Regions from separate parts of the Homo sapiens genome. Here region 2 is linked to region 1. A link is an interaction called in ENCODE POLR2A ChIA-PET data of the cell type or tissue named here. Cell type or tissue: PC-3. All regions are shown on one strand. Links, peaks and the distances in the headings refer to the core of each region. The heading gives the core; the rest is flanking DNA.

Region 1 (15,928 bases), core at 2,611-10,610:
ACTGTAGTCCAGCCTGGGTGACAGAGTGAGGCCATATCTCAAAAAAAGAAAAAAGAAAGCAATTCTTGAATTATCTGTGGGTCATAAACTAAATAGCATAGGTAAAAGAGCACATGATAGCACATGATGATTATATTCTCATTATTACTAATAACAATACTGTCAACAGCCATTGCTAGCTCATGGCCCATTGTAGCACTATTTTTTATTTGTTGCTAAAATGAAAAAAGTTTTTTTCTGCTCGTGGATCATGAACATATATAATAAGTTCCAAATATTGCTTCCATTTGAGTTTTTAGAAAGTCACAAAAGTATTTCTGTAGCTCTTTATCTAGCTTCTGGTTTATATTCCAGTTCCTCTCCCACACTCTCTCAAATTTCATCTCTGATTTGTTTTCTGAGAGCAGTGCTAAGCAGAGTCCATAATCATGCTGTTTAAAATGTATGCTCTCCATTCACAGTTTAAGAAAAGGAAACACCTCTTACTGATAAAAATTTGTCAAGTACTACATAAAGCAAATATGAAAAAGTGAATAAATTAAGCTTGTAAATAGAAATACTGTGCCTCTTGTAGCATGGACTGTATGCTTTTTACTTTGAAGATTTGGAGATATATATGGTTTCCATCCAAATGTATAATGTACTTCTTTGGTTTATCATAATTTTATTTCTAATTTGATAATAAGGTCAAAGTAATTTGTCTAGAATATAAAGAGAAATTTTTAATATAGGTTTATTTTAGAATAGGACAAACAGAATAAAGTGCCAAAGCTACATAAAAAGCAGAAGGTGACTTTAAAACACATACACACACACACACAACACACATACACACACAAGTCAAAATAAAGAAAGAAAAAATAATTCCTGTGTATACTTTACAGTGGACCTAAAATTATATCACCAGTGCTATAAATGCTTTTCTTAGATTAATTATGTTTAATAATCCTAACTTCAAACAAAAGGATATATGTGCTTTAAAAATATAGTTAACAAATCTATGAGTAATTTAGCTGGAAAAGGTAATACTGGGTTTATTTAAATGGCCCACAAAGATACATGATATCCTATAAGGAAATTTGCAACTTTAGTACACATGCTGGGAGACAGACACGTACTCACTAAGACTCTTCAATGTTTAGCATTAAAAGAAAATTCCTGGATGGGGAGGATTTCCTGTCCCTGGGAATCTCCCTCCCCTTAAAGGAAGTTCCTTATTTGACTGCCAAGGCCACGGATACAGCCATTGCTCAGGGTTCGTCAAGTCTGCACCCCCCTCTTTAAAGAACTTCCATAACTTTTGATGATATCCCTTTTCTGTGTTCCTCTTGGCCCATTCAGAGCCAGCTAGAACTTTTTAAAATTTGCATCAACACGTTAGGAGAATAATAAAAGGAATAAACATTGAGGCAATATCAAGATTTCAGACTCTATTCTTGCTAGCTCAATAATCTAGTGTGTATACACAGAGACAACTATACACACACAGAGATTGGCACAATTTCTTAGGTGTATACCCCAGTGTTCTCACTTTCTATTCAACAGGCTTCCCCCATACTTATGATAATTCCAATTTAGAATGCTCTCTCAAACAATTACCAGTAGGCTATAAAACCTCATGGTAAAGACTAAGATATCTCATCCGTCAACTTGGACCCTCCCACCCAGTCCTTGGAGTAGGTAGCTATTTCTTAGACAATATACTCACTTATTTTACTTAAATGTGTAGGGAAAGCATTTTAGCTAACTGAAGTCTTTAAAAATAAAATTGACTTTTAAAGCTGTCATTTCACTGACTCTCAATCACTCTTCCAGACTCTTCAAGCATAACACCTTTTAAAATAAAATCATTAACTTACTAATACATGGTTGAAGTCACTAATATATATAGATTGAATAATCTTTTATCAAAGAATTAGCACGATAGATTGTTTATTAAGACATTTTAGTATTAAATTATATAGCTGAATCTTCATCAGGAACATGATTTTATTATTTTGCCAATAATGTGCTTGGATAGTTTGAACTTTTTCTACTAAGAGATATGTGTGCAGAATTACTGTAATTAACTACATTAACATGGTTTGTGGTGATCTTGTAGTATTCTATCAGTATCAAGTCACACCGCTTAGTCTTTACCACAGCAATTTTTTGACATTCAAAAATGCTACTTCTCTTCTTGTGTTTTCCTGCCTCTTCAGACAGCCTGAGACTAGCTAAGAAGAGACATTTATACAAATAATTTTTAAAGGTGAAAGATAATGTGTGTTGCTGAGATAAAAGTGGTTATTGATTAAATCCTTTGCTGTAATCATCTTTATCTACTGCTGTCAGCTTGTTTTCATATCGACCCAGAATCCCACATGGTATGGGGAAAGTTACATGAACACAAGTTCACATGCACATGTGCATAAACAGACACACACACACACACAGAGGAAAATGTGTTCTGATTTCAGATGACACTGCCACAGGAAAGTGCATACTTGGTAGACATTTCAAAGTTTAAATTCTTAAAATTTCCAGGATCTCCAGGTCTTTCAGTAGTATTTAAGATAGCCTATACTGACCATAAAAAATATTAATATATGGCATTACAGTTATTTATAAAGGATTCACAACACATAATAGCAATTGTGGAAAACAAATGTTGCTTATTCATCATGAATAGCAAAAGTGAACGTCGTAACCAAGAAGCAATTCACTTGTAGGAAATTCCTGCAAATGCAGTTGGAAATGGACACAAAGGATAGGTCCAATTTGCTACTGATGCAAGAGATCTCCATCTGGAACAAAAATAATGGAACCTCAGACTGCCATCTGGTTTATTCAGAGTCAGACTGAAGGGTTTGCCTTTCTCTGGGACCCAGTGTCTCTGCTCATGAGTGGGCTACATACATTTCTTCTTTTAGCCTAAAGATCTGTATAACTTGTCTCAGAACCAAAGCAATATGCTAGTGTTGTTTCTAAATTATTACCTGGTTGCTATGGTAAACATGCTTCCTACATTCAACTCAGACACCCTTGAATGTCATTCATTCATTCTGGACTCAAACATTGTGAGGACCTATGATATGTAAGAACTAAACAAGAAATGTAAAATTGAACAAAATGCTTAGAAGCTCACAAAGTAGTAAAGGAGACAAACATAAACAAAGTGCATCAATTCATGTTTTGTAAAATAATGTTGTGTTACCAGTCAACAAAAATCTCAGTAGTACAGACCTATAAGCAGATCTTCGTTGTTCAGGCACAGGTAAAAAGGCTAAAGTTGGGCTGAGTTAGACTGGGTTGTGCTGAGACTGGCTCCAAGCTGCAGACAATGCCAGTGTCTATTTCATCTGTCTCTCAACCTCCTTACACTTGCAACTTCCCAAAGCACACTTCTCAAACAAAAGATAACAGTAATGCATGATAGTATGCCCAGATTTGCAACACAATTTGAGCCTTTGAATATTTCATGTCCACTAACATTCCATTGGCCAAGGCAAGTCCTATTGCCAAGCCCAAAGTCCAGAAGCACAGTACACCCCATCTATGAGGCCACAATAGCAGTTAGAATGTATGACATACGGAAAGGAAGTGAAAAGCTGATATAAAAAATGATACAATCTACCATCTCAGGTATAATAAAAAATATGCCAAAATAAAAACAAAAGGAAAGTACTGTGGTAGAGGTGAGATTAATTCTAATCAAAGTAGCTTACACTTTCCTTTTTATAATTATTTCTTATTCCTCTAAATTAGCTTTCTCAATCAGGCAAGTCTGAAACTCTTGATGTCCATCAATGATTAAAGCCAATATTAGCAGCACCTTACTCATGTGGAAAATAACCAGTTAATGACAAAACAACGGCCACAGTAACAATAGGCCTCTCTCTGTTTTGAGGATTTTCCCCCAATATCTTACTAAGGATCTGGGGTAAACCATATTCACTTATATACATATTCTTTATAACCAAACAAAAGAGTTTTCCAGGGCAATAATTTTATCTATGGGATGACCCTGAACAAAACCAACTTTTGCATCAGGAAAAAAAAAAAAACAAGCACACTCACATCTGAGTTTCTAAAACGCCATTCATATGCTCTAGTCTTGCCCAAAGTGAGTTCCTGGAAATGCTACTCTGACAATAATGACGACCTGCTCTCTGCAGTGAGGGAATCAATCTGTTGAACTTAACACTGTATCACAATTGTGTCCCTTCCAAGAAGATATGTTGAAATCCAAACCCTCCATAACTTAGAATGTGAATTTATTTGGAAATAGTTTCTTTGTAAAGGCAATCAAGTTAAAATGAGGTAATTAGGGTTGGCCATAATCCAATGACATCTAATATGTCACTGTAAAGTGGGAAGGTTTGGACTCAGAGATAGATATGGACAAGTGAAGATGATGTGAAGATGCACAAGAAGATGGCCATGTGGCTGGAGTGATGACACGTCCACAAGCCAAGGAACATCAAGCATTGCCCATTAACACCAGAAGCTAGAAAAAGCAAGAAAGGATTCTTCCGTTGAGCAGCCAGAGAGGGGATGGCCCTGCCAGTACTCTGATTACAAACTTCTAGCCTCCAGAACTATGAGATGATATATTACTGTTATTTTAAGCCAACCAATTGTTGGTACTTTGTTATGATAGCCCTAGGAAACAAATACCAGCCCTGTATGATAGTCACAATATACATTAGTAAAGCTGTTGAGAAGTCCTATAATAATCTGTTTAACTTTGTATAACCCAACATTTCCCAAACTCACGTGACCTAGGTGCCTCCTTCTGCACCTAACATGTATTCATATCCTGTGGGACTTGTGTTCCACGAAACACATATTTACAAATGCTGATATAATCAGCAAAGGTTATTATCTACAGGGAAAGCTGAAAGGCAATGATTATGGAAGCAGCCCCTCTAGAAGAAATAAGATGACACTAATGGATGAAACACAAAGTCTTGAATGGACCGTAGCAATTTTGCCTGCCATTGTGTTGTACCATTTTACTTTTATTATTTGATTTATATAGACACCACCTATAAATTTGAAAAATACAAATTATAACCACCACTTTTCTCACTTGGTCTTCAATACACACTACACCAGAAAAAGGTCAAAGCTATATTTATTTCTCCCTATACTTTGCCACAGATGCTTCAGGAAAGCAAAAGATGTTTTGTAGTGCTTCTCTTCTCACAATGTCAAATCTAAATGATCCATTTGTTCATGTCTAACTGTACTGTTATAAAGGAGATGTATATGTGAAGAAATACCTTGAAGCACCAAAGGACCGATCCTGGTTCTTTTGCCCTGGGAACATGCCCTCTGTACAGTAAGAATAAAGATGCAGATTTTGAAAGTATTCACAGCTATGTAAGGAGAAAAGCTTATGGGGGAGAATACTGAATCCAGAATTACTGCTCCCAGGTATGTGCAACAAGATGAAAAGAGTGGCTTGAAAAGAAGAGTTTTATGGAAAATAAGAAATAGATCCCTTCCTTGCCTTTCCTCTTTTCATGGGAGGTCAAGTGGGTAGTGACACGTGCTTATATCATCCTGTATAAATTGGAGGTTTCTTCAAAAGAAGACTAGAATGTGATTTTCCCTGTTGGGTTTAACGAAAGGCATAGGACAAGTAGCAGACAATGTTATTGGAAGCCAGAGAGATTTAAGAAAGTAAAGAGCCTCAATTTTCTCAAAACTGAGTGTGGCATGGAGAGGGTGCTCAACTTTTCCTTAGTTACAGGCTGGACCCCAGATATTATCTGGAAGCAGAAACTGACATGGCACAGGAAAGCAGGGACAAGGAACTTTATTGGCATACAGGCGCATACAAATGAGATAAGATGACCCCTTTTCCTCTGCCAGCTCCTGTGACTAAATCACTTCTGCCAGCTTTCAATTCAGCCTAGAGGAAAAGGCAAGGGTGCTCAGGGATTGAACTTTGAATAACAACAACAAAAAAATGGGTTAAGTGAGTCCTCATTTGACAGAAAATTAACGCAATTTAACACAAAAAGAAACAATATAATCTTTCTAAATTCAATATATAATATTGGGATTTCATTTTTTGGTATACGTAAGTTTCGATTATCCATTTTTTTTTCCTGCTGTACTAAAACAAAATATTGTATGAAGCTGGAAAGTCAAATACGTAGCCTGTCAGAAAAAAGTTGACAAAGTTAGTATGTCATCAAGTTCTATTCTAGTTTTTACATGCTATGGGGCCTTGGTCAGATTAGTGAAATTCTCTTAATCTCTGCTTCCTACTCTGCACATTGAGGATAATGATAGTCCTTATTTCAGAGGATTGTTGTGAGGACTAAATAAGATATGACTTGGAAAACAGGCAGTACAATGCCTGGCAGGAAAGTCAGTTTCTCTGGGATGTGCGTGAACATCTCCATCACATTCACATTGGGTGCACATTAAACAAGGGAATTCTGGGCTCACCCACACCTACAAAGTAAATATCTGGAGGTGGAGCCTAGACATTTCTATTTTAACAATTCTAGTGATGCTCATATATACATTAAAGCTTGAAATTTGGGGGTAATGTACTGTCAATTATAATTGGCTTAAAAAAAATCTACCATTGATTTTAGGAATTTGCCCATTGCTTGAAAAGTTTCAAAATTACTGGCAAAAATTTCATCAGAGTATCTTTGCGTTATAATTTTAACATCTTTTTGTAGTACGGTGGCAACCTTTGCATTCATTCCTTTTGGTCATGTGTGGCTTCTTTTCTTAGTCGGCATCACTAGACACGTGCCTATGTGTTAAACCTCTTTTCTGTATTTTGTGGGCTGAATTTTGTTTCACGCAAAATGTATATGTTGAAGTCCTAACCCCTGGTACCTCAGAATGTGATAGTACTTGTAGGTAGTACCTTTAAAGAGGTAACTGAGGCAGAGGTGAGCCCTAATCCAATATGACTGGTGTCCTTGTAAGAAGAGGAAATTTGAACACAGGCAGAGACAGAGGGAAAACCATATAAAGATATAGGAAGAAAATGGCCCAGTACAAGCTGAAGAGAGAGGCCTCAGAAAAAAATCAACCCTGCTGGCACGCTGATCTTGGACTTCCAGCCTCCAGAACAGGGAGAAAATAATTATCTTTCTTTAAGCCACCCAGTCTGTGGTACTTTGTTATAACAGCCCTGGCAAACTTTGTATATATATTTTTTAATTTTATTAATATTTGCTCTCATTCACTATTACTAATAATTCAGTTGCTCTACAGTTTTGGGCTTAATTGCTGGTTATTTTTCAAATTTCTTGAGATAGATATTTCAATAACTAATTTGTAACTTTTCACTTTAATATATTCTATAAAGCTCCACATTTTTCTTTGAGCATGGATTAAGACCTTAATAGCAACAATATTATTCCCAAATCCCAGATGCTACTACAATAAATATTAAATCTGAGGGGGGATCTAGGGGAGGAAGAAATGCCCTAAATTTCCCATCTGCTGTAATGGAAACATCAAAATAGTATCTTATAGCTCTGGAAAATAAAGCAATATATCATTTATACCTCAAAGTTCACTGGATGAAGATAATTAAAATATAAAAAAGGAAACAGGAACCACATATAATAAAACAAGATAATATAAGACACTAGCTTTAATAACAAATCTGAATAAATTATTTTTATTTAAACATAGTTTTTCTTAGATTGAGTTAAAATAATCTAATTTCATATCATTCAGTGGTTTCAAATTACACAGTCATACTCAAGGAGAAACAGAAAATCCAAAAAGCCCTATAATCATTTAAAAAAATAATATGTTATTATGCAACTTCCAATACATAAACTTTAGTTCCAAATAGTTGTTAAGTTATATCAGACACTTAAATAAGAAATAATACTAATGCTATGCAAAACTATTCAGAAAAAACAGAGGAGGAAATATCATTTCACAACTCATTTTATGAGGTCACTATAACCCAGATACTTGAAACCAGACCAAGTTTATACAAGTAAAGGAAATTTCAGACAAATATCTTTCATGAATCTAAGCCTAAAATTACTTTTAAAATATTAAGAAATTGAATCCAATATTATACAAAAAAGATAATACACCCTGACCAATGTTGGCGTAGCCCAATAATGCAAAGAATCCCAGAAATCCATCAAAATATTTCCTTATGTTAATCCATGAAGGGTGAAAAATTATGTGATTATTATAATTCATCTGTAAAAAGCATTTGATAAAATTCAAAATTCATTTATGAAATCAACTCTCAAAAACCTAGGAATAGAGGCCAGGCATGACGGTGGCTCACACCTGTGATCTCAGCATTTTGGGAGGCTGAGGCAGGTGCATAATTTTAAGTCAGGAGTTCGAGACCAGCCTGGCCAATATGGTGAAACCCCATCTTTACTAACAACACAAAAATTAGCCAGGTGTGGTGGCGGGCGCCTGAAGTCCCAGCTACTCAGGAGGCTGAGGCAGGAGAATTGCTTGAGCCCAAGAGGCAGAGGTTGCAGCGAGCCACAATCACGCCACTGCACTGCAGCCTGGGTGAAAGCTAGATTCTTTCTCAAACACACACCCACAAAACCTAGGACTAAAATGAGACACTAACAGACTGAAGAACATCATTGGAAAGCCCTCAGTAAACATCATTCTTGAGAGTAAAGTACTCAATGTTTTTCTCCTAAGGTTGGGAAAAAGGCAAAGATATCTTTCTCATTACTTCTAATCAAACTTTTTACTGAAAGTCTTTATGTAATATGACAAGAAAATAAACTAAAATTATAAAAAATGATAAAGAAGTATAATCTAGATTGTGTACTCGGAAAACCCTAAAATTCTACCAGAAAGTAACTATAGCTAACAAGTGAATTCAATGATGTTGCAGGATAACAAGTTGGTATTCAAATTTTTAAATATATACTTCTATTTCATATAATGCAATTAATATTATAAAATTAAATATTAAAATACCTTTTATAAACCCATGAAAAACCATCACATACTGAGGGATAAACTAGCAAAGGATACACCAAGCCCCCACACTGGAAACTAAATGTTTCTGAGAGAAGTTTTAAAAGATCTAGGTAAATGAAATGATAAACCACTTTTATGATTGGAACACTCAATATCATTAAGATATCAGTCTTCAGAGATTGATCTGTAAATCCAACATAATCCCAGTAAACCAGACATGTTTCTTTCTAGAACTTGACAAGTCAATTTTAGATGAATTTAGAAGGCAAAAGACCAACACGAGCCAAATAATCTTGAAAAGGAAAAGCCAAGTTGAAACCGGTGTCTTTCCTAATTATAGCACTTATTATAAGTGATAACAATTAGGACAAAGGCTACAGAGATCCAGGGAACAGAACAGACAGAAGAAATAGACACACACATATGTAGACAAATAGGTTGTTGCTGCTGTTTGAGTCAGAGTCTCGCTCTATTGCCCAGGCTGGAGTGCAGTGGTGCAATCTCGGCTCACTGCAACCTCCGCCTCCTGGGTTCAAGTGATTCTCTTGCCTCAGTCTCCCGAGCAGCTGGGATTGCAGGCACCCCCCATCACACCCGGCTATTTTTGTATTTTTAGTAGAGATGGGGTTTCGCCATGTTGGCCAGGCTGGTCTCGAACTCTTGACCTCAAATGATCCACCCACCTCAACCTCCCAAAGCAAGGACAATACTCCTTTTCATAAGCTTATTAGCCATTTTAATGAGAATAGTAAAACATCTGAAAATAAGTTATTCTAGAATGACTGGATATCTGTGTGAAATGATGAACCTGAACCCCTATGCACACCACAGTTAAACATCAATTTAAGATGGATGCAACTTAGAGATATATAAAGATTTCTTATATAAAACGCTGGAAACACAAACTATAAAAAGAAATGTTGAACTTCATCAAAACTCAAACTATTGCTCATCAAGAAAGTGCCATCAAAAAATTAAAAATAAAAAGGGAAGTGACAGATGGAATCAAGTCATGATGTGCGGGTATCAGTCCACAAGAACCTTGTAGAGAATAAGCAAAACTAACCTAAGAGTGTTAGAAATCAGATCAGTGGTGGTTCTGAGGGCCTGGACAACTGAAAAGTGGTGTAAGATAACTCTCTGTGGGGACAGAAGCATTACATGTCTTGCTGTGCCTTTGTCAAAACTAACAGAACATTATACGTAAGATATGAACATTCCATTATATTTCACAATATAGTTCACTCTTTCAAGAATGAAGGACTTATTACAAAAGTTAAAGAAAATTGTTTTCTAAATAATGTAAACAAAACCAATGAAAATCTGAGATGAAGTATTTGTCATAAACATCTAAAGAAAAGTTTCCAATATACAGAATTCTCACAATCAGGAAAACAAACAGTAGATGTAATTTTTGATAAATCTGGCAAAAGACACTTATAATGACTCGCTCTATATGTATTTTGAATATTTATTGGTAAGGGATTTCTGGAAAGCAATTTGGCAATGTGTGATTCTTATAAGAGTTTATAGTATTTGCTCCAGTGATTCAGATTTTAGTACTCAATGTAAGTTTATAATCAAAGATATTAAAAATTATCTAAAATTTATATAGGAGAATATAGTACAGTAAACTCTATGAACCAATATAAAAGGACTGAATTATTCAGCAAATTGAGCTAAAAATTGGTTATTTTATTGCATCTTAATTTACATTAGATTAAAATTGGCTTACTTTTAATATTCGTTAAACAGATAATTTAAATAAATTATAGCACAGCTATATAGTGTAATATTATGCATTTCTTAAAAATTGTAGCACCTTAAAATATTTAATAGTGTCTGAAAATGCTTGTAAGTGGAATATATAGGTTAAATACTTTCAGTATAATAATTGTGTGTGAATATTTTTGTATATTATGATACAGTATAACAGAAATCTCTAAGGTTTAACAGTTAAATTTTTAATTTTTAAAAATAATTTTCCATATTTGCTGCCATGAACATGCTTTACTTGGAAATGCAGATAAAATCCATGCAATAGTCAATTTTTGTAAAGCAAAAAAGAAATTTCTGGGGAATTTTAAAAAGATACTGTGGAATTTTTTTTTTTTAAGTACTGCTGATTGTTCAAGAAATGTAAGCATTCCAATTCACAGTGATCTTCGACACTGAGCAGATGGCACCTAGCAACTAAATCTATTGCTATTTACACATAATAATAAAATAAATTTTGATGAGTTTTAGTTCTGTGGTGGAGATGGAGTCACAATTTCTGAAGAGTTCTACAAATTTTGACAAGCATAAATCATGTTTTGTTTATTCGTGGTTTAATTGTATTATACAGATCTAAGGATGGGTCTAAATGTGTAAACATCCGCTTTTTCAGTGTGGTTTCAGCTTCTAAAGCTGCTAGAATTGAAGAGTGACCACTGCAATAATCGTCTATTATAGAAATTTTGGAGATAAGATTATAAAGAACAGAATGATCTTGAAATGTCTCATCTTCTGTGTAATATCTGGCTCTATTTAGTTCCTTTAGCATTTCAAGTAACTATTAAGAAAAAAACAAAGCAGACTGTTTAAACAATGGGATGAATCTAGATTCCAAATTCATATGAAACTCAATAATAAATCCCAAGCATTAGTCCAGTTTTTCTAATACCAGATTCTTGAGGACTTACTCATCAACACTTAATATTAGACTAATGTCTCTGGTCTTTTGCCTAAATACCATTTAGTAGTTTTGGATTCTTACTAAAATTTCATGTTTTAATTGGTATGTAAAAAGTGTTAAAGAATATAGAATTGGGCTGGGCATGGTGGCTCACACCTGTAATCCCAGCACTTTGGGAGGCCGAGACAGGAAGATCATCTGAGGCCAGGAGTTCAAGACCAGCCTGTCCAACATGGAGAAACTCACCCTGTCTCTACTAAAAATTCAAACATTAGCTGGGCATAGTGACAGGTGACTGTAATCCCAGCTACTCTGGAGTCTGAGGGAGGAGAATCACTGCCTCAGGAGGCGGAGGTTGCAGTGAGCCAAGATCGTACCATTGCACTCCAGCCCGGGCGACAAGAGCGAAACTCTGTCTCAAAATAAATAAATAAATAAATAAATAAATAAATAAATAAATAAATAAAAATATAGAATTGGACTTTCTTGTTGTCTCTGTATTGTGGCCACAGAGCTGTGGATAGTGGGTGAAAAGAACCAAGAAGTGTTAAGAGAGACATAAAGATAATTCATTGAAAGTCTTTTATAGGAGAAGGGCAGAAAGGAGAGAATATTCACCCCTCTCAAGCCCCATGAAAGAGGAAGGGCAAGAGAACTACTTGTAGAATTTGGGTTGTTTGTCAGGAGGACAGACTGGCTTCTCACCTCACCCATGCTGGTAGAACTGTAGAATCAAGTAGTGCTACCCAAGCTGGTACCTGGGCAGTGTTCAAGAGAGTTTGGGGAAGAACCTGAGTTTGGGGAAGTAGTGGTTTCAGTTTTCACCATGGTGAACCTGAGGTTAGGATGCAAGATGGGTCTGAAGCTGTTTGTGATAGCCAAACAAGGAGAATGGATCAGCAACTGGACAAGATACACTGCCACATTCAGTGGGACAAGTGCACACTTTATAGTTAGCTGAGCTTGATTCATCTTGAAAACACCCACACCAGGACAACTCTTGCCTGTGAGAAGGAGCTCCAGCTGAAAGATGATAAAGGTGGAATGCAGAAAATAGAAGCTAAGGGTAATAGGCTCCATGTCTAATCAAGGCACCTCCCCTTCAGGGAGCAGGGGAGATATCTGAGGTGTTGGGATGGTTTTTCTGAGGTGTTGGGATGGTTCTTAGGAACATACCATATGCCTCAAAGAGAGCGGTAGCATTTGAATACATCTTGTCATTAAGAATTCAAAAGTAAAGAAGAATTTTCAATAGTAACTATTTAGAAGGAATTTACCCCCTTTTCTTTTCATTATTCTTACCCTGGAAAAGTCAAAAGCAAAAGAAAGTGGGGCGGTGGGGAGTCACCGTGGAAAGACGGTGATGGAACAAGCAGGAAAGAGCATATTCTATCTTTCTCATTCTCATTGCTGGACTCTCAGTAATGGACTTGACCTGAAAGAAGAGGAGAAACTTCCATTTATTTGAGACTTTAAAATTATCAATTACACCAGTCATCTCATCTGAGACATAAAGTTGACAATATCCTTATGGGCAATAGTGAATTAAACACTAATCTCTGCCTGAGATACCGCCAGGGGCAAGAAGTGGAAATTTCATAGTTGTGTGAGAGCAGGGTTGGAAGAAAAACCATTTTCCTAAATTACATCCTACTAAATCTGGGTCTTTTAATGAATTAGCTACAGTAACAGATTTAACCTAAACAATGTCTTCCATAAATACTGGGGTTTTTATCACGTGATATTTTGAAACAAATTTGAAGCCTCCTGCCATCAGAGAATCTCAGTTAAATCTTTAAAGTTATTTTGACCAGTTGATTGTATATAGAAGTGAGTCTTAACTTTATGGAATCACTCGTTAATAAAAACAATGAAGTGAAATTCTCCTATTTAGAGTTGACATTTGCCATTTATGCTCAGATAGGCCCAGGCCATCCAAGTTTTGCCTGTGACTCTAGTTATGTACATTTATGGGAAAAACAATAGATGGATATAAACTACAGCAGAATGAAAAAATATGTAAACAAATTATCCAATACTTACAGCTATTTTAAATCATTATATAACCAGTTTACAGCTACTGTATACATTTATGTAAGTATTAATTTTATTTATGTTAACTTAATAATGCCTAGATATTTTAATTAATAAATTTTAACAAATATTTAAGCCTCATGAGGGATAAAGGTTCAATTTTACACAAGGAATTGTTTACAGCCTAAATCATTATGTCACCAATGATCTAAATCAAGAATGCCTTTCCTTTTGTACAGTTTCTTCTTTTGAGCCATTTTTGGCTTTTAAGAGGAAGACAAGCTAAAAGTATAAGGAGTTCACATGTACTTACTTAGCTGAAGATATTGTTAGATTTAACTCCTATCTGTGGAAAACCTAATGAGTTAATATTTATACATCTCTTGGTTTCTGAATATTTAGGTATAATACTTTGTTCCATGTTCCATTGTTTTCTTTTGACCCAACCTTCAAACCCATGACTTCTGAAGCAGAGGAAGAAATAGAATACAGTGGAAAAAAGTCTTCTTTGAAGAAAAAAAAAAAAAAAAAAAGAATCTATTGGCTTCCAGTAGACATTTTTCAAATTTCTTCTAACTAACATACAAAAATGCATTTTATGTGTATGCAGTCACAATGCACTGAATGTTCACCATGTGCTAGATGCACACTTATTTAATACATAAATTCCAAAAGCCTCTTTTTATATATATATTTCTACTTAGTATAAGGGAAATTTAGCTGAACAGACGTCTGTTTTCCTGTACGGTTCTCCATTAAACATAGTTTTCCATCTGTATTCTTACAAAAGGGAAATTATCAAGGGGTTGTTTGAAGGACTTCTCACCCGTTTGTTTTCTGTGTGTTACTTCTTGTCAGAAATCCCCATCTCTGATCCTTTGCTTCTCCAGGCAACTGCGAGATCCACTTACCTCCACCTGCCAGTCTCAGACTCACAGCTATACTTGGATTTGTTCCTGCATAAAATAGATCTATTTAGGCCGGGCGCGGTGGTTCACGCCTGTAATCCCAGCAATTTAGGAGGCAGAGGCGGGCGGATCATGAGGTCAGGAGATCGAGACCATCCTGGCTAACACAGTGAAACCCCGCCTCTACTAAAAATACAAAAAAATTAGCCGGGCGTGGTGGCGGGCGCCTGTAGTCCCAGCTACTCGGGAGGCTGAGGCAGGAGAATGGCGTGAACCCGGGAGGCGGAGCTTGCAGCGAGCCGAGATCCCGCCACCGCACTCCAGCCTGGGCGACAGAGCGAGACTCCGTGTCAAAAAAAAAAAAAAAAAAAAAAAAAAAAAAAATTGATCTATTTAAAAACTCACTGGCTGACAGGGAAGATTTCAGTTCTTCTCGGCACTGATGACCCATTCAGTCCCCTCTCGTTCCACCTGGAGCCTTGCTGCCCCTTTTCCCTGAGTACAGTCACCCTGTCTTGCCAGACCTTGATCTATTCAATTCGTCTAAGCCTTGTTTTGTAGCCCTGTCTAGACTCTCGTAGTTGCAGCCTTACCCCTGTATCTCAGGCCTTCCCTGGGCATGGTCTATTCCTTTGGACCTCATCATTCAGCCCTAGTGAAAAAGATGCCCTTGTAAACATAATTGCAGATTCAATACTAGCATCTTTGTTGGATGCAATATTTATATTATAATAAAATTATACACTTTATTATAGCATAATTATATATTTATAATATTTAATAAATATTCCACCCTTGGTTTTTGTTTCAACCATTTAAAATAAAATTATATTTTCTCACATATTAGCTAATATGGGACTCTAAATTTTACCAACATACAAATTCACAGGCAATGTGTTTGGGACTTTTTAACTCTGTAGTTTTAAATCTTATATGAATGAATACATTTTGATTTGGTATTTGTTTCTACATAACCTTTTCAAAAATTTGTTTTTCCATACGTTCAGCAGCCTTCACAGATTAGCAGAATATTTATGTTTTAGGATATTATTATCATTATTTAAACAATTAGTTTCCTTTTCAGTACTTTTGGGTATTTGGGAATGGGTTTAGTTTTCTTTAATAATGTTTTCTTGTTGTTGTCAATCATCTGATAAGGAAAATAGTTGGAATACACATATCTTGATAAATTGTAAACCATCTTCCATGTATCTTTCTTTCTATGCTCCTGTCTCTTGTTTTGTTCCAATTAGCCTAAGAACTCTTTCTTACAAAATCAGACATGAATCAGTTGAGATGGGATTAATTTATTTGGGCAGATATTAGATAACACTTTTGAAAAAAGCAAGTGTTCTTT
Region 2 (15,928 bases), core at 2,947-10,946, 100 kb after region 1:
TGTTTCCGTTCTCTTTGTTTTTCAATGGACACCAAGATGTGGATATTTATGGGCTGTCTATGGTAGAGCCATGTGTAGTAGCTATGGGATTTCTTAGTTTAGCCTGTAGATCTCCACCGATTTCTCTGTTCACTGGATGACAGACGGCCATTTGTCAGAAATATTATGGTGCACACTGTGTCTTTGCAATCCCCACAAACAATTTCAGCTACCAAGAGAAAACACTCTGAAAATAGATTCCAAAATTCAACTGCTCATCTGCTTGTCTCCCTTTAAATTTTTCAGAGGAAACTGTCAGAAGACAGTTTTTTCTAGACTTCATCTGCACTCTTAAAGAGGATTTTTTTCTATAGTGCTATAAAAATAAGAAGGTTTTGCCAAAGGAAGAGTGAAGATTGTCTAGTTGGTAAGCCTGACTGATGTTTTCTCCCATGACATTCCTAGATTTCTTGAAGAAAATGCACCCTTGGTTATGTATGGCATCACTCACCATCTGTTCATGGATACTTCTACATGCAAAGTTGTACATGACTTGGAATAAACCAGCTCTAGTTTTATCATCAGTGTTAATTGTAAATACATTATCTGTAATCAGAAATAAATGTTAGTGATACCATGATTTATTTATGACATGACTTACCACCTAAACGTATGAATATGCCAAGTAAGTGAAATTATAGTGGGTAAAGCTTATGAAAAGTACTCTATTACTAACCGTTTCTGCATGGAAATTTGTATATTCTAGGAGTAATTGTCTCAGCTACAGATGGAAAAGCTAGGTTTCAAAGTAGATTTAAAATAGTGTTATGCAGGATTATATAATATTCGTTATTTTAATTAACATTTTCATATATTGAAATCATTTACCATTTTATGCAAATGACATCATTTGGAAGTTTAATTTCTAAAATTGTGAAGTTTTTCCTGTTAAATAAAAATTTATCAGGGTAAAAGTGATCTTTTCATCCAGATGACTACCTTGACTTCATATTTACCTTTGAAAGAAAACTTTGTTATGGTTATAAACAAGTAAAATTATATATTTTCTAGCAAAAGAGAGATTTCATTAAAGAAAAATAATTACTTCTGGAATTGGGCAGTTTATAATTCACATTTGTAATATAGAATTAGCTTAGGGCAACTAAGAAATAAGAATGAAAAATATAGCAGTTCTATTACAGCCCATGGTTAATAAAATAATTACTGTGAAAAAAATGGAAAGATTATAGGAAGATTAGCTATAGAGACTACAGAAAGAGTGGATGTTTTGAAAAGTAAGTTCCTTTTTTTTCTGTCAGTGACCAGAGTTTTTTAAATCCAGAACTAACTGGAAATTTTATGTGTTCTAAGATTTTTTTTTTTTTTTTTTTGAGATGGTGTCTCGCTCTGTCACCCAGGCTGGAGTGCAGCGGCGAGATCTCAGCTCACTGCAAGCTCCACCTCCCAGGTTCACGCCATTCTCCTCCCTCAGCCTCCTGAGTAGCTGGGACTACAGGCACCTGCCACCATGCCCGGCTAATTTTTTATATTTTTAGTAGAGACTGGGTTTCACTGTGTTAGCCAGGATGGTCTCGATCTCCTGACCTCGTGATCCCCCCGCCTCGGCCTCCCAAAGTGCTGGGATTACAGGCGTGAGCCACCGCACTCGGCCGTGTTCTAAGATCTTCTAAAGCTTCATGCATCTTCCTGAAGAAACTATCTTAGAAGTTAGTTCCACAAAGACAATAGAACAAGTTGTGTTTCATTAAACTCTTGCAAGACAGGTGCAGTGGCTCACACCTGTAATCCCAGCACTTTGGGAGGCTGAGGCAGGAGAATCGCTTGAACCCAGGAAGTGGAGGTTGCAGTGAGCTGAGATCGCACCACTGCACTCCAGCCTGGGCAACAGAGCGAGACTCCGTCTCAAAAAATAAAAATTAAAAACTTGCAAGAAAATTCCTATTTTAAAAACATATCAAAACAGGTCACATGTGATTTAAAACACAAGCTTGCTATTCACTCCTACTATCCTCCCTGAAGTGTGACCCATCCTCTTTTTCCCTCTCTGTGGGTTCCAGATTCTCATTTCAGTAGCCAGCATGTGTGTGCCCTGTAGCCCACGAACTTTGGAAGAAATTGACAGCAACTCAATTCCAGGTGTGGCCACACTGGTGAGCTTAGTTGGTATATTTCGTTTGCTTGATCAGAGCCATTGATTCAGGGATAGACATGACCCAGGCAATGAAAGAGACTTGCATCTCAGCCTTTTGTTCAAAAGTACTCTCACCCACCAGGCTTACCTGAGAGAGCAGACAGCTCCTACTGTGGCTGTGGCCAACCTCTTTCCAAAGGAGTGGCCACACGACAGCGAAGCCAACACTAGCACTGTGCATCCAGTACAATAACCATTGCCACACATGGCTGTTGAACACTTGAGATATGATTAGTCCGAATTGAGATATACTATAAGAGAGATACACACACCAGATGTGAAGATTTAGCATGAAATAAATGTATCTCATAATTTTTATATTGATTACATGTTGAACTGATAATATTTTGGATACATTGGGTTAAAAGATGTTACCAAAATTAATTCCACCTCTTCCTTTTTGGATTTTTAATGTAGCTACTAGTAAATTTAACGTTACATTGGTGTTTTATATACTACGTGCATTGGGCAGCATTGTTCTGGTATGATCCAGGTGCTGATGGCATTCTTGAGTGGCCAGATCAACCAATTGTGAGTTCCACATGACCTCTGGATTTTCTAGAGACAATTCAAGATATTTCTTTATTTTCTAAAATCACTTTGGATTTGTATTTTTAATTATTTATAATTAAAAACATCCAAATCAACGCTCTGGTTTTATATTTAAGCACTTGATTTATCTGTACAGTTATTTGAAAAATATGAAGGCCTATACTCAATTTTTCTTTAAAATTCTTATAATTTTCAATGAATATCATTTAATTTTTCAAAAAGTATAAAATTTTAGTGCATTCATGTTTCTAAATTTATATTTAAAATACTAAATGTTCCGCAAGTGATATTTAACGATTTTCTGCCCTTGGCTGGGCGTGGTGGTTTATGCCTGTAATCCCAGCACTTTGGGAGGCAGAGGCGTGTTGATCACTTCAGCCCATGAGTTTCGAACCAACCTGGGTAAACCCCATCTCTACCAAAAAATACAAAAAATTAGCCAAGTGTGGCAGCATGCACCTGTAGTCTCAGCTACTCGGGAAGCTGAGTGGTGGGAGGATCACTTAAGCCCAGTAGAGGCCACAGTGAATTGTCATTATGCCACTGCACTTCAGCCTGGGTGACAGAGCAAGATTCTGCCTCAAAAAAAATAAAATAATAAAAATTTTCCACCCTTTTGTTAATATCATTACCATCATAACGGATTACAAGTTAATTTTTGATATAAAAATGATAAATGTATGTGGGCATAATAATATTTGTATTCTAAAGTAACAATCCCATAATTCTTAGGCAGGAAATATGGACTTATCTTTAATTAAATTGTTAGCCTTGCCCTAGACAAAACATCATGGTTTTATATGGAGTTTTTATATATAAATAAATTATTCTCATAATATTACAGTATCAAAAGAGCACACTTTATTTTATAATTTAATATAAAAATATAAAATGTAATATAAAATATTATGATGCACTTGTAATTTATTATTGCAAGTAAAATTGTGATTAATTTCTTTAAAAATTGCATAAGATTAAGTGAAAATGGCTATCCGTCATCACTTTATGTTGGATTACATTTTATTCCATCCAAAAAAATTCATTAGTTTAATTTAATTCCTAAGATATTCCTAAGCACTTATCAAATATGGCAATGTAGTTATTCCATAGGGAGAAAAAAATCTATTTCCACAAGATAGATAATTCTTGTTTTTATATAAGATTTTCACACTGTGTTTTTCAAAAGTTAATGAGAGATTCATCAGATTTTCCATTTTCTTGGTCATGGATCATTAACCTTATAGAAATGCAGGTAAAATTGACTTTACTATGTTTTTTATCATTATAAATCTCAAAGTCATAGAGACTGTTTGTCACCCATGCTGGTGCTGAAAATGCAGTTCATAACCTGATTCCATAAACACTACGGCAACACTTTAGACTGAGAAGCATAATCTCATGCTATATGCTATAATTAAAGTACACTCAGTGTCCTTTTGATGGGATGGCAAATGACGGTCTGTGATGACTTGCTTTTCCCATTATTGCTGTCATATAGGACACATAATTCAGCAAATGCTTCCATTTCTCAGAACTTTTATGTGTGTAATGACAGCCCAACATCAGCAATGTTCTGTTAATATAGTAAAGAAGATAAGATTGCCTGTTTGGAGCTGGACACTAAACAGATTATTTGGATGATGTCTTACTGAGCATCTTATTCATCAAATCTAGAATTTAATTCTAAGATGTAGGTTTGCAATTACGCATTTGGTTCAGCAAAACATTTTTATATACTGGGTCTTGAAATTCTGTTCGTCCTGTTTTGCCCAGACATCTGTAATTATGTCCTCAAACTATATAACTATGGTGGTCTCCGTTTCAATTCTAATAAAAACCTATGACCCTCGTTCTGCAGCCAAGGCCATGGTGGTTTAACAATAAAAAGGGATATTAACATGAAAAATATCGAAGAGCATCAAGACATTAAATCAAGGCAGGTTTTTTTTCCCCTAAATTGTACCAGTTATTGGGAATCTTCTTTTAGGAATAGATTTTCCATTAGTTCATGGGTATGCAGATCTAGAAACCTCAAGAATTCTTTTTGTTCCGTTGCCAGATTTGAAACTCAGTCACTGCCTTTTTATCTCAATGTGCTTTGTTGCCATATTTCTGATGTTTCTTTCCTCATTCCTGACATTACGTTGTCCATTATATTATTCATTTCTCAGTTGCTTCCTTTCTTATGATTTATGCTATAAGTTACCATAATACTTTGTGGAAAGTCTTGGTATATAGTTATTAAATGTGAATGCTAATCAAATATGATTAAAATGCTCTTCTAGCTCTCTTTGTTAGAAAGGTAATGCTCTCTCAGAGTTAGACCTTCAAATTAAGTCATACGTACTCAGCTAGTCTTAATGCCATTAAAATATCTTCAGGATTATAGAATTGGGGAAGTTATACTAAGTAAAAGACTTTTGCATATTTGGTTTGTTTATCAATTGTGCTTTCCTGTTGTATGCGTTTGATATTTAAAATGCTCTTATGAGGAAGGGGAAAAAACACCTATATTTATTTCTTAATGGTTTCCACATGCTTGAAAAAATAAATCAAAACTTGACATGGAGACCATCTAAAAATTCATTGACTTACGCTTAATATAAAATCTGAGGCCTATATTCTCAGAAAACAACCAAAGCACATGATAATAATCTAGCAAAAAAATCCTATATTTGATTTTTGAAATATGTGTTGATCTTAAAAATTATATTTTGATACAAGCATATTTCATATGTTAGACTGCTTCCCTTTATTTTACAAGTCTGAGCTTTCAATGAATGAGTCACTTGTGGCTTAACCTAATTCCTATTCTGAACATAATCTTTAATATAAAGAGTCAGCCTTATGGAAAAAAGAGATTGATGTAGAGTTGAAATAACGGTAATGTTATATCACAGAAAGTGTTGGGGGAAATTTGAGTGGTGAGATCAATTAATTTTCCTCAGAACTTAAACACAAGAGAATCTTGCACAATGAAGTGTTATTTCCTACTAGTAGCAAGTGTTCATTTTCTGGCTTTGACATACAATGTATAGTTTCAAAAATACTCAGAAGTTAGTGCCTTAGCACAAAGCTTGCAACAGTTGCAAAAGGCACCTAAGGAACATTTTGCACTGTGATCAGTAAAACACTGAGACATGCACAATAATTAAATACAGTAAACTTTGACATTTTGCAGACATTTTGTTATATAAAATTCATACATATGGGTACATTATGTTGAACCACGTGATTCCTAATTTTGTAGGTCAAAAGTGATTAAGTACCAGCAATTTCAGATTGTTTGACCTAATTCAAAAATGCACAGATCCCAAGTGTACAATCTGATGGCCGGGCTTGGTGGCTCACGCCTGTAATCCCAGCACTTTGGGTGGTTGAGGCAGGCAGATCACTTGAGGTCAGGAGTTTGAGACCAGCCTGGCCAACATGGTGAAAACCCATCTCTATCAAAAATACAAAAATTAGCCAGGCGTGGTGGTGCATGCCTGTAAACCCAGCTAGTTGGGAGGCTGAGGCAGGAGAATCGCTTGAACCTGGGAGGCAGAGGTTGCAGTGAACTGAGATCACGCCACTGCATTCCAGGCTGGGCAACAGAGTGAGACTTGGTCTCAAAAAACAAGACAAAACAAAACAAAACTTGATGAATTTTCTCATACTGAAAATATTTTTATAACTAGCATCAAGATCCAATATACTTTTTTTGGTCATAATTATGTGTCTTTGTCAAAATAGGACAATATAACATATTTCCTTTTACAGTGTGTTAACTTTATTTGTAACATACGTATTTAGACAGGTGGCATGTCCATTCAGATTCTCACCTTGGGTCCACCTCTCTGACAGTGGAAGAGAAAATGGAATCAATACATTATAAGGAAGAATCATGAAAGTCATTTTATTTGTTTTTCTTCTGTCAAGGGTCACAGTCTTGTGCTGCCTGTTGTCCAGTGTGTGAAATCAATTGTTTTATATGTTGATACAGTTTTTTTAATTGTTTACAACCAAAAGGGAAAGCCAGCTCATTCCTAGATATTCCATTATGACCAGAAACAGAAATCTAGGGCACGCTGCTAAACAACCTCAAAGTTAAAAGTGGTTCTAGTATGATACAGTACCTGTTTTCAAACTTTTTAGCTAAGACAGATACATGAAGGGAAGGAATATGTGCTTCTCTAGAGCCTGGGAGAAGACCCAAATGAGTTCCGAAAAAGACAAACTATCTTTATTGTCATACTTAAAAGGTTGCAATTAATCTGCTTTCTCCTCCATGCTCTACCTTTAGACTAAATATATATGCACTTTAGACTAAATATATTCAGCCTCGGCAATTAGCTTACTTTTGAGGGTGTCCATACCCAACAGGTGCTACCACTTATAAGTGTATTTCTGCAGAAGTTGCTGAGTCACCAGCAGCTCTAAGATATTATGAAATCCTCCAGTGCCCTTCTGGAGCCACTTGGGGGACAAGGGTTTTAAATGGTAGAGAACTCTTGCGTGGAATCCTCAAGTCTCCAAACATCTGTACTTTGTCTAGAAGTCAACTCCCAAGTGCCTAAAGGATTATTAAATAACCAGGGGTAATCTAGGTCTCTTCTGGATTAAACTCAGTGCCCTAAAGTTCTCCTCACAAAGCAGGATACACACCCAACAAGGTACTAGAACTGGCACGTTACTAGTTGTGTGTGTTAATGTCTTTAGGAATCTAGAAATCTCCTAAGTCATCTTCTCACTCACTTAAACAATTGTGTAGTTCACAAACACGGAGGGATGACTAACTTCCTGAAGAATGCAGCCACAATTTGTAAGCATAAATGGGCTCTTTGTAATGAGAAGAAATTAGAGGGTTCTGTTCCATTTTTATTATGCAGAATGGAAGTTTTCAATGATATGTAACACATAAAAATTAAGGAGTAGGTGGAGATTCCAACATTAAGGTAATGTTAAGCATATGATCTATTTAAACTTGGCACTTAACGAACAGAGAGTAAAGCTATCCAAGGCGTCCTAACTGATCATTTGGAAGACTGGCAAAAGTGTTCGGCATAAAACAATATGCATTAGTGTAATCAGAATGTGTAAATTGTAATCATAATGCCTCTTAAATGTACCCATGTCAGTAACAGAATCGCTGCCAGGTAATGAAGACAGACTACTTGGTGAGAAAGAGCTATCTCATTTACTTTTTATTATGTCCCAATCTGTAAATTAGGAGCACAAAAAATTGGTCCAGCTGCCCTGTGTTTTCACTTTCAGCAACGCTATCTCATGAAATAATGGAAATGTTTTCCCGTAAATAACCAAAGAACAGAAATAATGCAACTCATTAAAATACAATAGTGTATATGACTTCAACTCGTCTTAACAAGGTTGGTATTCCCAATAAACAGTTCCTTAAAACAGAAAATTAGTGGGCATTTATGGAAGTTCTTTAAAGATAAATGATGTTTTGTTATTACTTTTTAAGAAATCCTTTCCAATAATAACCAAGACCATGTATTTGAGTTACAAACATGACCATGATTCAAAGCAACAATTGTGAAAATGATGCTAGTACAATTTTGTCTCCCTAATTCCGAGTTTCTTCTTCCACAGTGATTAGTATTTATTCATAGGCTTAATGGAAATTATTAAATATTTGTTAAATAAAATAATATATGGTATATACGCATATAAAATCTGGCTTTATGAGTAAACTAAATACCTTTTATAGGACCTTTTACTCTTATTTCATTCAGTTTGTTCTTTCCAAACCAAAAATTAATGCTTGCATTATGTTGGTAAATCTCCCTAAATGTTCCCAACTCAACTATAAATAAAGTGGATGACCCATTATATTGGGTCAGGTGTGTGTATGCGTGTGTGTTTGTGTGTGTGTGTAAGTAAAATAAAAAAGAAATTCAACAAATAAAACTAAAATTATCTCTATATTTTATAATACCACAAGAAACTGCTGGTCACTGTACTCCTTTTTATAGTGGGGTGGTAAGCAACTGAGAACCTGAGATTGTTTATGTTCCCAAAGATGACATTAAAAAGAAACTTTTTACAAACATTCTTGGCAGTATTTCTTTTGCCAAAATTTGTATCAATTTATTAACTACATGAAACAGATTAAATATATTAAACCTAGTTTTTTCCAAACCTGTCCATGGCTAACCATTAAGATACCAGCTAGAACTATTTGAATATCATCTTCAGAATAAATTTGTAAACACTTTTTCTTCTTTACTTGATTATCCAGCAAGTTTTCTGCCACTAAGCCCTCCACACAACAGTAAGCACATTAGGGGAGGCTGCAGTGTAAGTCTGTGGTGATATTCCACTATTTCTGAAACACAAAGACACTTTTGATCCCCTATGACTTCACATGCATGTTACTGAAAAGGCATTATTGACTTCCCTTTGTTGCTACAATGGAGTAACAAGATCAAAGTCCTCAGAGTTGAACAAGAGGTACAGACTAAACCCCAAGTCCTCTATTATCTGTGACCAGAGATTTTGTCAAAGGAGAGGATGTCTCTTAATCCATCAGGAGAAGCACCAGGCACCTGTGCAATTTTAAAAATTGCTGTGTTTCACCACGTTTCACTCATAAGTGGGAGTTGAACAATAAGAACACATGGACACAGGGAGGGGAACATCACACACTGGGGCCTGTCGGGGGGTGGGGGGCAAGGGGAGGGATAACATTAGGAGAAATACCTAATGCATGCAGGGCTTAAAACCTATGATGGGTTGTTGGGTGCAGCAAACCACCATGGCACGTGTATACCTTTGTAACAGACCTGCAGGTTCTGCACATGTATCCCAGAACTTAAAGTATAATTTTTAAAAAATTGCTGTGTTTCTGAGAACCACTAAATTATAAAGTCTAGAATGTGTTTATAATTAATTATACAATCTGAAGCATGCGCTAAGTAAGAATTTTTATATTCTTAAAATAGTATATGGACAATATTAAGATCTTGGTTTTCTATATTTAGTAATATGTGCAGTAATGCAGGGTTGCATTGCTATTGGGCTTTTTTCTTTTTAGAAATTTTATTTTATTTTTGTAAGTACATAGGTATATATATTTATGGGATACATGAGCTATTTTGATATGGGCATACAATGCATAACAATCACATCAGGGGAGTATTTATCACCTGAAACATTTATCTTTTCTTCATGTTACAAACAATCCAAATATACTCTTCTAGTTATTTTTAAATGTTCAATAAATTTTTGTTGACTGTGGCCATCCTGTTGTGCTATCAAATACTAGATCTTATTTATTCCATCTAACTATATTTCTGTACCCATTAACCATCCCACCCCTCCCCCACCCTTCCCATCCTCTAGTAACCACCATTCTACTCTCTATCTCCATGAGGTCAATTATTTTAATTTTTAGCTCCCACAACTAAGTAAGATCATGCAAAGCTTGTTTTTCTGTGCCTGGTTTATTTCAGTTTAAATGATGACCTCAAATTCTATCCATGTTGTTACCAATGACAGGATCTCATTCTTTTTTATAGCTGAATATGTCTTTATCCATTTGCCTGTTAATGGATACTTAGGTTGCTTCTAAATCTGGGTTATTGTCAATAGGGCTGCAATAAACATGGAAGTTCAGCTATCTCTTCAATACACTTATTTCTTTTCTTTTGGGAATATACCTAGTGGTGGGATTGCTGGATCATGTGGTAGCTCTACTTTTGGTTCTTTGAGGAACCTCCAAACTATTCCCCATAGTGGTTATACTAACTTACATTCCCACCAACAGTGTGTGAGGATTCCCTTCTCTCCACATTCTCACCAGCATTTGTTATTGCCTGTCCTTTGAATAAAAGCCATTTTAACTGGAGTGGGATGATACCTCAATGTAGTTTTAATCTGCATTTCTCTGATGATCAGTGATGCTGAGCAGCTTTTCATACACCTGTTTGCCATTCGTATGTCTTCTTTCGAGAAATGTCTATCCGGATCTTTTGCCCATTTTAAAATCAGATTACTAGATTTTTTTCTATAGAGTTCTTTGAGCTCCTGATATATTCTGGTTATTATCCCTTATTGGATGGGGAGTTTGCAGATATTTTCTCTCATTCTATGAATTGTCTCTTTACTTTGTTGATTGTTTCCTTTGCTGTAGAAGCTTTTTAACTTGATGTGATCCCATTTGTCCATTTTTGCTTGGGTTGTCTGTGTTTGTGGGGTATTACTCAAGAAATATTTGCCCAGTCCAATGTCCTGGATTGTGTCTCCAATGTTTTCTTTTAATAGTTGCATAGTTTCAGGTCTTAGATTTAAGTCTTTAATCCATTTTCATTTGGTTTTTGTATATGGTGAGAGATAAGGATCTAGTTTCATTCTTCTACCTATAGATACTCGGTTTTCCCAGCACCATTTATTGAAGAGATGGTCATTTCCCTAATGCATGTTCCTGGTGACTTTGTCAAAAATGAATTCACTGTAGATGTATGAATTTATTTATGGGTCCCCTATACTCTCCCATTGGTCTATGTGTCTGTTTTTATGCCATTACCATGCTGTTTTAGTTACTATAGCTCTGCACTATAATGTGAAGTCGAGTAATGTGATTCTTCCAGTTTTGTTCTTTTTGCTCAGGATAGCTTTGGCTATTCTGTATCTTTTGTAGTTTTAATAGAATTGTCTTTTCTGTTTCCGTGAAGAATGTTATCGGTATTTTTGATAGGAATTGCACTGAATCTATAGATTGCTAGGTAATATGGAAATTTTAACAATATGGATTATTCCAATCCATGAACATGGAATATCTTTCCATTTTTTGGTGTCCTCTTCTATTTCTTGCATCGGTGTTTTACGGTTTTTTTTGTAGAGATCTTATCACTACTTGTTTAATTCCTTTTTCAGATTGTTTGCTGCTGACAAATAGAAATGCTACTGCTTTTCATATGTTGATTTTGTATCCTGCAACTTTATTACATTTTAAATCAATTTTAATAGTTTTTTGGTGGAGTCCTTAGTTTTTTCCAAATATTAGATTATATCATCTGCAAACAAGGATAATTTAACTTATTCCTTTTGAATTTGGCTGCTCTTTATTTCTTTCTGTTGTCTGATTGCTCTAACTAGGTGCATTGCTACTGTGACCCAAATTCCAGTATGTAAGAGAATCTCACCCATCAAAAATAAGAACAATAAGTCCTTTGAACCTTGTAATTGCAACATATTACATGCTTTTCCAGGTTTTGCTGTCCTTGATCAATTTGCTAAATCGTCCTTCAGGAGATAATAAAAAGTGATGCAAATTATAGAAAAACAAGAAATAATAGTCTCCATTGAAAATTAGTAATGATCTATTGAAACAAAGACTGACATTGAAAATGAAGAATAACTTAGTGACAAAATGCATTCAAATTTATAGCCAGTCATCTTCTAAGAAATAGATAAATATCCATATTAGAAACAATTATTTGCAGCAGAATTTTACTTTTATTGTATTAAAATCTCCTAGTTTTAATAAATAGTACCAGAGGATCAATAAACTGTATCATTTGTATACTGCTTCACAGCCTGAAAGCTGAGACCAGTAACTCAATAGATTGACTTATAGTTTTCTGGTGAGTTTTCGGACTTTGACCATGATTTTCAGTTTATAGAATTTTTGAAACAGTAACAAAAACAGACATATCCATTTAATTTAGAATAGCATCCACAAATAGTTATCTACAAATACAAGGCACTGTCCTAGGCATATACTGTTTTTACCTATCTCCAAGGAACTTGTGTCCAACTGATGATCCAAACATAAAGAAAGTGTTGGCTAATGGTGAGATCAAGGTGTTGACAGAAAGGCCAGCTAGTTGATTACCGCACCAGAGTTTCATAAAGTGACAATGCTTTAGTTCCACACAACTCCAGTGCCACTTTACATGTGTAATTATGGTTGCATTGACACCTATATCACAATCACAAAATAATGTTTTATTTTAAATACAATCTTTTTTAAAAGGGGAACTTAAGACTCCTAGGGATCTGAGGAAAGGGTTCAATGTAAAAATTTTCTTACTTTTAGGAAACATTGAATTAAATCATATAACTGGAACGTGACAGAGCCAGAATTTAAACCCAAGTTTTCAGAGTTCTTTTCACTACCAGAGAGAAAAGATTTCTTAGAAGAGATAGCACTTTCCCAACATCTTTTGCACATCTAGAGAGAAAGAAATAAGCACTATGGGAAAAACAAATGGTATTTTCATTGTTCCTTGAAAAAAATAACCCTACACCAAGAATTATAGGACAAAAGCCCAATGGGATATTAAAGTAAAAGCCACACTCAACGAAACTGAGGACTCTTTTCTTGTTTTGTTGAGATGCTGTGATATAGACATTAAGTTTAGCCAAATACTCCTCTTCCTATTTATTTTTATTTAACATCCCTGACAGAATTATGAAGCTTCAGATGAATACTCAGAGTGATAAACGACAGACTGCTCTCCCAACACCCTGAATGGAAATTTTTCATTTTGCTCAGTACATTTATGAAATAATCCTGTTATGTGTCTTATGGTGGTCATCACTTGGATCCTGCCTACTTTCCATGTCATTGGGGCCCCATTTTCACGTCTTCCCTCCCAAGCATCCCCAGTACTGTTCAGTTATACATAATTCTATCAAATACTCAAATTCCTTTTAGCTAGCTTTCTACAGAAGTATCTGCCTTTTGCACTGTTCTAGGGTAAGCACCCTGCCAGAGGTCTGCATTGATGTCATTAGCAAAAGGAGAAAGTAATTAAATGGAAAATGAATGCCTATTTTCAATTCCACCAAAATATGTTTTTTTAACCATTATGATTTTTCAGCTATAATATCCATTGTTTCTGTTTCGTTAAATGAGGTAGTACTTTCCCTTAGGAATACTGGCAGTGGGAACATTGACAATGTCTCTTATTTCACAGAATGGGATTTCAGAACAGATATGCCAAGTAAGTTGAGTAAGATTCCACTCCATCACCATACTCATCATATTCTACTTCCAGATAGGATGCAAAGCAGGGGTCCCAATCACCAGGCCAAAGACCAATACTGGTTTATGGCCTGTTAGAAACCAGGCCACAGAGCAGGTGAGCAGCGGGCAAGCTAGTGAAGCTTCATTTGTATTTGCAGCCGCTCCCCATCACTCACATTCCTACCTGAGCTCTACCTCCTGTCAGATCAGCGGCATGAGATTCTCAAAGGAGCATGAAGCATGAACCCTATTGTGAACTGCGCATGCGAGGGATTTAGGCTCCGTGCTCCTTATGAGAACCTAATGCCTGATGATCTGTCACTGTCTCCCATCACCCCCATATAGGACTGTCTAGCTGCAGGAAAACAAGCTTAGGGCTCCCACTGATTCCACATTATGGTGGGTTGTATAATAATTTCATTATATATTACAATGTAATAATAGAGATAAAGTGCAAAATAAATGTAATGCACTGGAATCATCCTGAAACCATCCCCCACCCTGATCCATGGAAAAATTGTCTTCCATGAAACTGGTCCCTGGTGCTAAAAGGTTGTGGGCGTCTGATATAGTTTCATTTACAATAACTCCATTATTCTTGGAGTTCGGACACCTGGGTTTTCAACCCAGTTTGGTCACTAACCTCTTAAACAACCAAGACAAGCGGATGATCATCTCTGAGCTGTACAGTTCTCATACAAGATAGACACCAGACGATGGCAAAGGCTGTTTAAGCTTTAAAATGCTTAGCCCTTCCATTTTTTTCATTCAGAATATGTTTTACAATGGGCATAGAAATCTTTCAGTCTTTAAAAACGTGATGAAGGATATGAGACTATTTCTATAGAGCTAAAAATATATTTATATTTTGAATTATGAAACAGTGTGTAGGAACATCTTACAAAACTTAATAGTAATATATTGAAAGACAGCATAACCCAGTTGCCAGAGAAAGCAGAAATCAAGACAAAGATCTTGGAACAACATTGTTTAATGTGAGAACAAGGTTCCAGTTCTCTGACGCCTGTATTCATTTAACAAATGTTTACTAAGCACCAACTGTGTGCTAGGCAAAAGGCCAGGCCCTCTTTTTAATAAAGTTCGTTCATGATACACACTGATTGATTTAATGACAGCCCGTTTGGGAATTTTCTCCATTTGGCTGGCAGGATAAATGGAATGTCTTGCAGCACTCAAAGTAAAGGTCTTTAAGGAGAAGTTTTATCTGCTTTTAACCACCTCCTAACAAGTGGGAAAGAAGAGAGAAACAACTCTATGTGTCTGTTCAGGTTTATTTTTCCTCTGAGTAATCAAACTGTGGAAAGCAGCTTTGACCACGTAGGGAAAGAGCCAGCCACTGAACTGTGATCCGAGCTCATCCTGTAACAGAGGGCCTGAGGCACTTTCTAGAAGAATGAGTTTTCTGCCTGAGTGTTTCTTTCAGAGAAGAGAGAAATGAAATGTCACAGCAATTATCTGGGCAGCGGCAGTGCAGGGAAAGCTGGCTGTGGCCAGAGTCCCAATTACTGGATTAGGCAGAGACGGATCTCAGCAACTCCTGTTGCTTCAAGGTGAGCTCAGTAACAGCGTGATGGAAAGGATGAAAATTCCAAAGAAGGGTCCTGGAAACTCACAAACGAGGCTGACTTGCTTTTGTGAGAAGGCTTTGGGATCCACATTTACAAACAATTTCTCTAATCCCCAGTTCTGCCATTCCACATAATGAGAAACTGTTACCAAAGGTCTGTCTGCAACGATAATAGCAGAGTGCCCTCCTTGCCCATTCCTTCCATTCTAATTAACTTCTTATTAATATACATAAGCCTAATACATGCTGGCCACAAGAGAGCAATTTCTATTCACTTTCACCTCTTTGCCAGCCTTCTAAGAACATGAGACAGCAGCATCTTTGATGGTACTTTGTCAGTAAGAGTTCTGATAGGTATTAACAAACCTATCCTTAAAAATAGAGTGTGCTGTGCACAAAACATAGCACACATCAATTTCAAAAAAAGACCAGTCTTTCTCATGAAATAAAGTTTATGGAAAGATTAAAGTCACTGGCAATGCCCCATCATGAATGAATTTAAAAAGTGTACCTGTCAAATTAGCTCGTGTGTACAAATACTAGACAAAGCACACATGTCCAGAAAAGAGGCACAGTCAATCTCCACAACTGTGAAGCCAGCTGCAGGACTCTGTGAGGC

The links. Peaks named below come from ENCODE experiments on the same cell type or tissue, not always from the same donor. Only the 100,000 strongest peaks of a DNase experiment are listed, where the experiment ranks them.
Region 2: POLR2A ChIA-PET joins it to region 1 with 5 read pairs; 3 of 35 experiments call an interaction of 5 or more read pairs at or near these places.

Annotation. Positions count from the first base shown.
Region 1 is chr18:69,679,136-69,695,063 of GRCh38, forward strand. The region is part of intron 4 of DOK6 (docking protein 6); the gene reads left to right. Among named protein-coding and RNA genes, the nearest start is that of CD226, 260 kb to the right of the region's middle. In PC-3, for the core only: no CTCF peak of the experiment used is centred there; no DNase peak of the experiment used is centred there.
Region 2 is chr18:69,780,860-69,796,787 of GRCh38, forward strand. All of the region lies in intron 7 of DOK6 (docking protein 6), which reads left to right. LOC107985138 (a long non-coding RNA gene) reads left to right here. Exons shown (of 2, transcript XR_001753491.2): 2 at 445-619. Among named protein-coding and RNA genes, the nearest start is that of CD226, 160 kb to the right of the region's middle. In PC-3, for the core only: no CTCF peak of the experiment used is centred there; a DNase peak (open chromatin) is centred at 7,502; H3K27ac peaks cover 1,272 bases.